2 separate regions of the Mus musculus genome follow, and region 1 is linked to region 2. The links are chromatin contacts, found by POLR2A ChIA-PET in ENCODE. All regions are on one chromosome and are shown on one strand. The core of a region is the stretch at or near the end of the contact, and the rest is flanking DNA. Distances in the headings are between cores, read along the strand shown. Region 1 holds the start of Fam107b (family with sequence similarity 107, member B). Region 2 holds the start of Suv39h2 (suppressor of variegation 3-9 2).

The links. ChIA-PET counts read pairs that join two places held with the same protein, here RNA polymerase II (POLR2A).
Region 1: POLR2A ChIA-PET joins it to region 2 with 21 read pairs in embryonic stem cell. The contact joins the promoter of Fam107b here to the promoter of Suv39h2 in region 2. POLR2A ChIA-PET finds 5 or more read pairs at or near these places in 4 of 5 experiments (Patski and embryonic stem cell).

The regions. Positions count from the first base shown.
Region 1 is chr2:3,711,578-3,714,774 of GRCm38, forward strand. Fam107b (family with sequence similarity 107, member B) reads left to right here and starts at 1,881. Exons shown (of 4, transcript NM_025626.4): 1 at 1,881-2,059.
Region 2 is chr2:3,473,605-3,476,824 of GRCm38, forward strand. Suv39h2 (suppressor of variegation 3-9 2) reads right to left here and starts at 1,382. Exons shown (of 6, transcript NM_022724.4): 1 at 1,099-1,382. The coding sequence starts at 1,342. It also overlaps a transcript of Dclre1c not described here.

The DNA.
Region 1 (3,197 bases), core at 631-3,130, 240 kb after region 2:
GGGCTACGGTATTTTCAGGGTGTAGATTGCTAGCAGTGGGCTTTTGAAAATGATAACTGGCAGCTTATTCTACTCTTATTCTTGTCTGCTTCTGGACACTCATTTGTAAAGTCACCATTGGATACACCAGCCACCGGGAAGGACACAAGCTTGTGAAACTGTGAGCCCAAGTAAACCCTCCTTCCCCTGTTTCTATCAGGTGTTTTGTCAAAATGGCAGGAAAAATAGCTAAAACAATAGATATTGTAGCAGCAGCAGCAGCAGCACCTGCTGCAGCAACAGCAGTGGTGGATCAGTTTTGATTTAAAAGTTCACCCAGAAAGCAGCTGGGACCCTGACACAATGGTGGCTAGGACCAGTTAGAACACCATTACCATACTGTGGTCACAGAGCCCAGAGGCAAGTGTGGTGGGCACTACCGGAGATGGGGAGGGGATAGCTGCTCATCCTATTCAGAACTTAGGAGTTGATGTCAGTGTGGGTAGGGGTAGGAGTCTAGGCAGGATCCCTCTGCTTGGAGACTAGGGAGCCATCAGGGGGAGAGGAAACTCCATGCATGGGGGTGAATGGCAGAAGACTGCGAGTGAAGCACAGCAGAGAGCCCCTGGGACTGGGAAGGCTCTGAGGAAATTATTGTTGGCTTACCTCTATGAGAAAGCGGCAAAGGAATATTGCAAAGTTATCACTATTACGTGCTGTATTTTAGACTAATGTGAAGTAATGTGAATCCTGGGGTGAGTGTGTCTATTGCTCCTGGATTGGGAGGATGCCCAGGAGCTGGCTAAGAGGACTCTGTAAGACTGAAACATTTGGAATAGGTAATTTGCTCATTGAAATCCACTGACAGCATTTTTCCCCCTGTGCAAATATGACCTAAGCTCTTTGAGTCAGAAAAGTTTCCTAATAAATAAATCCTTAGTCATCTGTTGCCAAGAAAATGAAAAGGCTTTGGTATGGAATCCATCAACCTGCTGGCCTTGTTCTCACCCTGAGACAGGGCCTGCTTTTGAACTCGTGATTCATGTAAATGGCTGAACTCGTGATTCATGTAAATGGCACCCTTGGAATTTTGGGTAGGGCAGGGAAACAATTCAGGAGAGCTAGAGAATGAAATTAGATTTTTTTTTTTTAAAGATCAGATCAGTCCTTCCTTGATCTAAATTCTCCATCTGCCCTTTGGTGAGGGTGGAGAGGAAAGCCCAGGTCAGTGGGTTCTGAGCCTTCAGTTGACTGTGACTTTATGTAATTATAACAAACTCCTTTTTTGATTTTCTTCCAAAAAAAATATTTGGCAGGGTTTCAACAGACCGAAGAGAAAGGGGTGGGGGAGAACAAAAAGGAGAGAGAACACAGAGATACAATAAGAGATACACAGTAACATAGAGACATAGACACACAGTAAGAGAGCTACAGATACATAAAGACATAAGACACAGAGAGACAGAAAGGACAAACAGAAAGAGAAACAGAGAGAGCAAGAGAAGGACAAACAGAGAGACAGAGCATGAGAGGGACAGACAGAGAGAAACACATATACAAAGGAGAGACAGAAAGATGAGAAATAAACTCAAAAGCAGATGCATAATGAATTTTAAATTGTGGGCCCCGTGAACTTGCAGCTGACACCTTCCATTAGACAGGTGACAACTTTTCCTTCCACCTTCCTGGTCCTTTCCTGGGCACCCAAGCAAAGGAAAGTAAACCCGCACAACAGAGGCCCCTGCCACATGACCAAGGATCCAGAGCTCTCATCTGAGTCCACTAGGGCAAAGCAAGGCTGAAAGCTCGGGGGGCGTGGTCGGCCGTTCGGGGGCGTGGCCTAGGAGTTGGGCGTGACTTAGTGATGACTCAGCGGCCCCGCCCCGTCCCCGGCCCGCCCCGCCACTTAATTCTGACGCGCGAGGCCGCCGGGTGCGAGAGCCGCCCCGAGCCGGACGGGCTTCTTACTCCGGCGTTGCAACCGCCGTCGGAACCGCCCTCTCGCCACCTCGGTGGCTAAGGTGCCGGGTACCAACGCCAGCAGCGGAGCGCGCCAGGGAGCAGCGCGCCTTTGTGCGAGGTAGGCTGGCCCCACACTTACTTCTCACACAAAGACGAGGGGCTTGCAAGGCGGCCGCCCGCCGGGAGAAAGCGACGGGTGTCTGACCCCGGCCTGGGGGACCCTGTCGTTGGCCTGCAGGGCGGGCTGGGGTATGCGGTCCCTCGGGCGTAGGCGAGCAGCGGGGAGCCTGGTGGCCCTGCGCTGCTTGGGGAGGTCTAGGGTGCAGGGCCCGGGCGGCGGCCCGGATCGAGGGGCGCCGGGGCGGAGGGGCCCCCTGGAGAGGGGGGAATCCAGGCTGCTGCTTGGTTGGTTCATTGTTGCATCCTCGGCCCTGCAGACCCAGACCTTAAGACCCAGGCTGCAGTGGCTGCGCGCCCCGGGCCAGATGCCCGCCTTGCCTGTCCCGGCAGCAGGACAGGGTCAGCGTCCCGAAGCCGGCTCCTACCCGGCAGACAAAGGCGGGGTCGTGCTGCTTTGAAAGGTGGTAGTGACACTGTTTCCTGTCTGCAAGTAACTTTTCTATGTTGGACTCTGCTGTGCCTCTTGGAGTCCGGTCAAGCCAGGGGGTTTGGGTGATGTCAGCGCAGAAGTCCCCACATTTTTGGGGGACTCAGTGATTGCCTCCTGAAACATTTCTGGATGACTGGGAGGTAATCTGGTGTATAAGAGCCAAGTTTTGACATGTGTGCTGGAAGTGAAGCGTCCCCAGCTCTCTTTGAAATGTAGAGAGTTCCTGTTGAGAGGATGAAGTGCACACACCAGCCATCCCAATCCCTTCTCAGATTTTTGTCCAGGACTGCTAAGTGAGGTTACTTAGTCAGAATGGGGGGTGATACTGGAGGCGCCAACAGGGGAACAGAAGGAGCCCTGTTTGGCTTGACTTTCTGAATTTGAGCCTCCCTGCTAACAGGTACACTTTCTCTAGGCATGCTACCTCACTAGCATTTGGACATGTTAAAGTTGCTCTAAATCCTGTCAGAGATGCCTGTCTAGGGACGGTTCCTTAGTGTTTGGAGTTTCAGGCTTTACAACTTTGAATTAATAATCATATATATTTGTGATAAATTAAAAACCAGAAGATAGGTCACTCATGTGGCCACCACCCACACATACCCTGAGGATGAAGGTGTATTTGCTTTATAGGTGGCAGGGAAGT
Region 2 (3,220 bases), core at 132-2,631:
CTTTAGTTCTCCGAAGTGGTGGGCAAAAACCTTTTTAAGGTAAGTTTCCAGGAAGGGACAGCGTAACCGCTCAAATTTTCCCCGCAGTCCTTCCTCATCCTTCCCAGTAAGGACTTCATTGTCAGAAACCAGTGAGGATAGCTTCCGAACTCCAGTGACTGCAAACAACTCATATTTCTGGCACCTGCAAAAAGACTTTCCTTCAAATTTGCCAGAATACATTTATTTGCTTAGGTGTGGCGGTTTGGAGACAAGAAAGCTGTAAAAAACGTCTCATAAATCGCTTCTAAAAATCTTAAGGCTGTTTTGTCTTAATGCTAATCTCCTTATGCTAATCATCTGCAAAGGAGAGTCCTCTTGTTTATGTAACCAAGTTGTTTGCTGTTTTATTTATCTTTTCAATTTTTACCCCTAGCTGAGAATCTGAAAACACAACACTATAATGGAGGGTGGTGTTGAATCGGAGGATCAACGTACATATATTCGTATGAAAACGTCATAACGAAGCGTTACGTGTAATTACAATGCACCGCCCCTCGCAACAGAAATGCTACATTTTGGGGGCATCTCGAAATGTTAAAAAGAAAAATTGCCAACACTTGGTTTACAAAATCCCACAGCCAAAAATGATGAGAGGAAAACGCCTCATTGTCTAGATTATAACATCCCGTTTATAAAAACCATTCCACCATCCCATCCCCACCACGCTTCAAGGAGGCAAGAGCTACCTACGGGAATAATAGTGTCACCATCTGGGTGGAGCGGAGGAAAGAGCTGGAGAACAACCTTTTCATTCCAGAAGGCTTTGCACAACCCAGACTTTCAAAGGGCGCGCGACTCGAGCGCACGCACGCGCACTGCGTGCCCCGGCTTCAGCATCCACAGAAATAACCTGCAAGTTCCAGCCGGGCCCCCCAAAGTTTCCCGGAGCTCAGGGCTGCGTGTGCAGGCGCTTCACGGCGAGGCCAGACCCGCTCGAACGCAGGCACCAGGGGATTCCCTTTCTCCAGCACCGCACCTCAGCCCCGCCACCACCCCCAACCCCCGGCTCGGAGGTGGCGACCGCTACCGCCGCAGCGCGTGTGCTTTCCTGCTCACCCTTGAATAAGGCACCTCGTGCACACTCGTCGCCAAAGACCGCGGCCCGCGGAGCTCCGGACCACGCTCGCTGGGAGCCGGCGCGCCTCTCGCCCGCAGACGGCCGCGAGCGTCGCGCCGTCAGGGTCTCCGCGCGGCGGCGTCTCGCCGTTCGCCTGGCCTTGGGCCTCGGGGGCGGACCTGGAGCCCGGTGACACCGCGCTCCTGCCTCACTGCCCCGTGCCTTGGCCCTGGCCGCCGCCATCTTGCGGAGCTTTCATTCAAACTGGCGCGGTCAGCCCGAAGAACTCAGCTGGCCACACGCCCCGCCCCGGCCCGCCAGGGACTCCGGAGCGGGGAGGCTGAGAGGAGCGAGGCGTTCTGACGTCAGCGGAGACCGACCCCTGCGGTGGTAGCTACCGCGCCTGCGCCGCACGGTGGGGGCGGGAAGGGGCGGGGCCTTCCGTGGAAACTGGCCCTGCCCGTCGCTGGCTTGTTACTCGCTTTGACTTCGGAGGTCGCTTGCCATGATTCTTCATGCGGTCCCCTGAGTCGCTTCACAAAGACCTGACGTGCCCGCCACAAAACGCAAAATAGGCTGTGCGGGGTTAGTGTGCGCAGGTAGCTCCTTTCCCACTCTTGTTCCTCAGCACTTCAACCCAACGAAGCCCCACTACTTTTCCTTTCACTCCACACCACCAGGACTCAGGATCTTAAAATTTGACTGCATGTTGGGTTCACCTGGAGAGGTGCTGTCTGTTTAAACCACTCAAAGAGATTCTGATGAGTTGATGTGGCCATGTAGCAGCTGGACTCAAAGGAAAAGCCTGACAATTGTGAGAATCCAACCAACCCCGCCAAGAACCCTCTTAGTTAAGGCAAACGTAAAAGGTACACTTAGGACAAGGACTTACTAACATTAACAGACTTAAGCTGAGGGCAGGTTTTAGCCATATATGCTTGGGGAGAGTCAGGTCGTTCTCGGTTTTACCACTGTAAATCTGAAAACTTGTAAGAGGAACCATTATACACAAAAGACCATCGGCAATTCTGTAAGCCAGTCATGTCAATGCTATTCACAAGCACATACTGCCTGTCTTCTCTTCAGCCAAAACAGCCTAGCTGCCTTGACCTCTCCATTGCTCCCCTTCCAGCCACTTCCCACCCAGCTAAGGAGACTTTAAAACAGAAAATGAAACAAGCCTCAGACTTGCTTTGTCTGAGAAGCATGTTCAAGTCCTGACCCTTTTGCTTCCACTTTGGTGAGCTGGAATTACAGGTGCTAGCCAAAGCTCCCTTCTCCCCCAATAAACACTTTAAACTGGAAATCACGGTCTAGATCAAAGAACTGACTGACTCCCCTTCATGTGCTGCTCCCTCTCACGTGACTAGATTTAACTCAAATGTTACTTCTTCAGAGGCCACTCAGGCATTCTGTCTGGCTTTGTTCTCTAGCTCTTCTTTAAAAGCTTTTGTCAAAAAACGGTCAGGGTAGAGTCTTACAAATATTTTTGGTCTTGCTAAGTTTTATTTTAAAAATTGGCAAAGGATGCTGGAAGCAGAGGATAGCTTGGTGGAATAGCAGTTGTCTGATAGATCCAAGGCTCTGTGTTTTTTTGTTTGTTTTTTAGACAGGGTTTCTCTGTGTAGCCCTGGCTGTCCTGGAACTCACTTTGTAGACCAGGGCTGGCCTCGAACTCAGAAATCCACCTGCCTCTGCCTTCCGAGTGCTGGGATTAAAGGTATGTGCCACCACTGCCTGGCTCCCTTGTTTTTCTTAATTCTAGGGCATAGAGTAGAGCCAGCCACTCCAACCTTCCTCAGTGTCTACTCTCTATTCTCAGAGTGTAGAAGAGTAGGCCCGAAGCCTCTCAGGAAACCCATGAACACAGAACCCCAGTCTTCCCTGTGTAACAACTTTGTCTCCTGGTGACATGGTTAGCAGCTCTGCAAGTGTTCTGTGATCTTTACACACTAACCTGCACAAAACACACCTCTCAGAACATGTCCTCCTCGCTGAATGGCACCAAGCACTTTCTCCCGGATTCCAGGAATGCCCTGTCATTTGATCTCTGTGGTTTTTCTCATGGATGTACTGTAATTTTCCAGAACTCATACAACATGTATCATATCCTAACAGAGG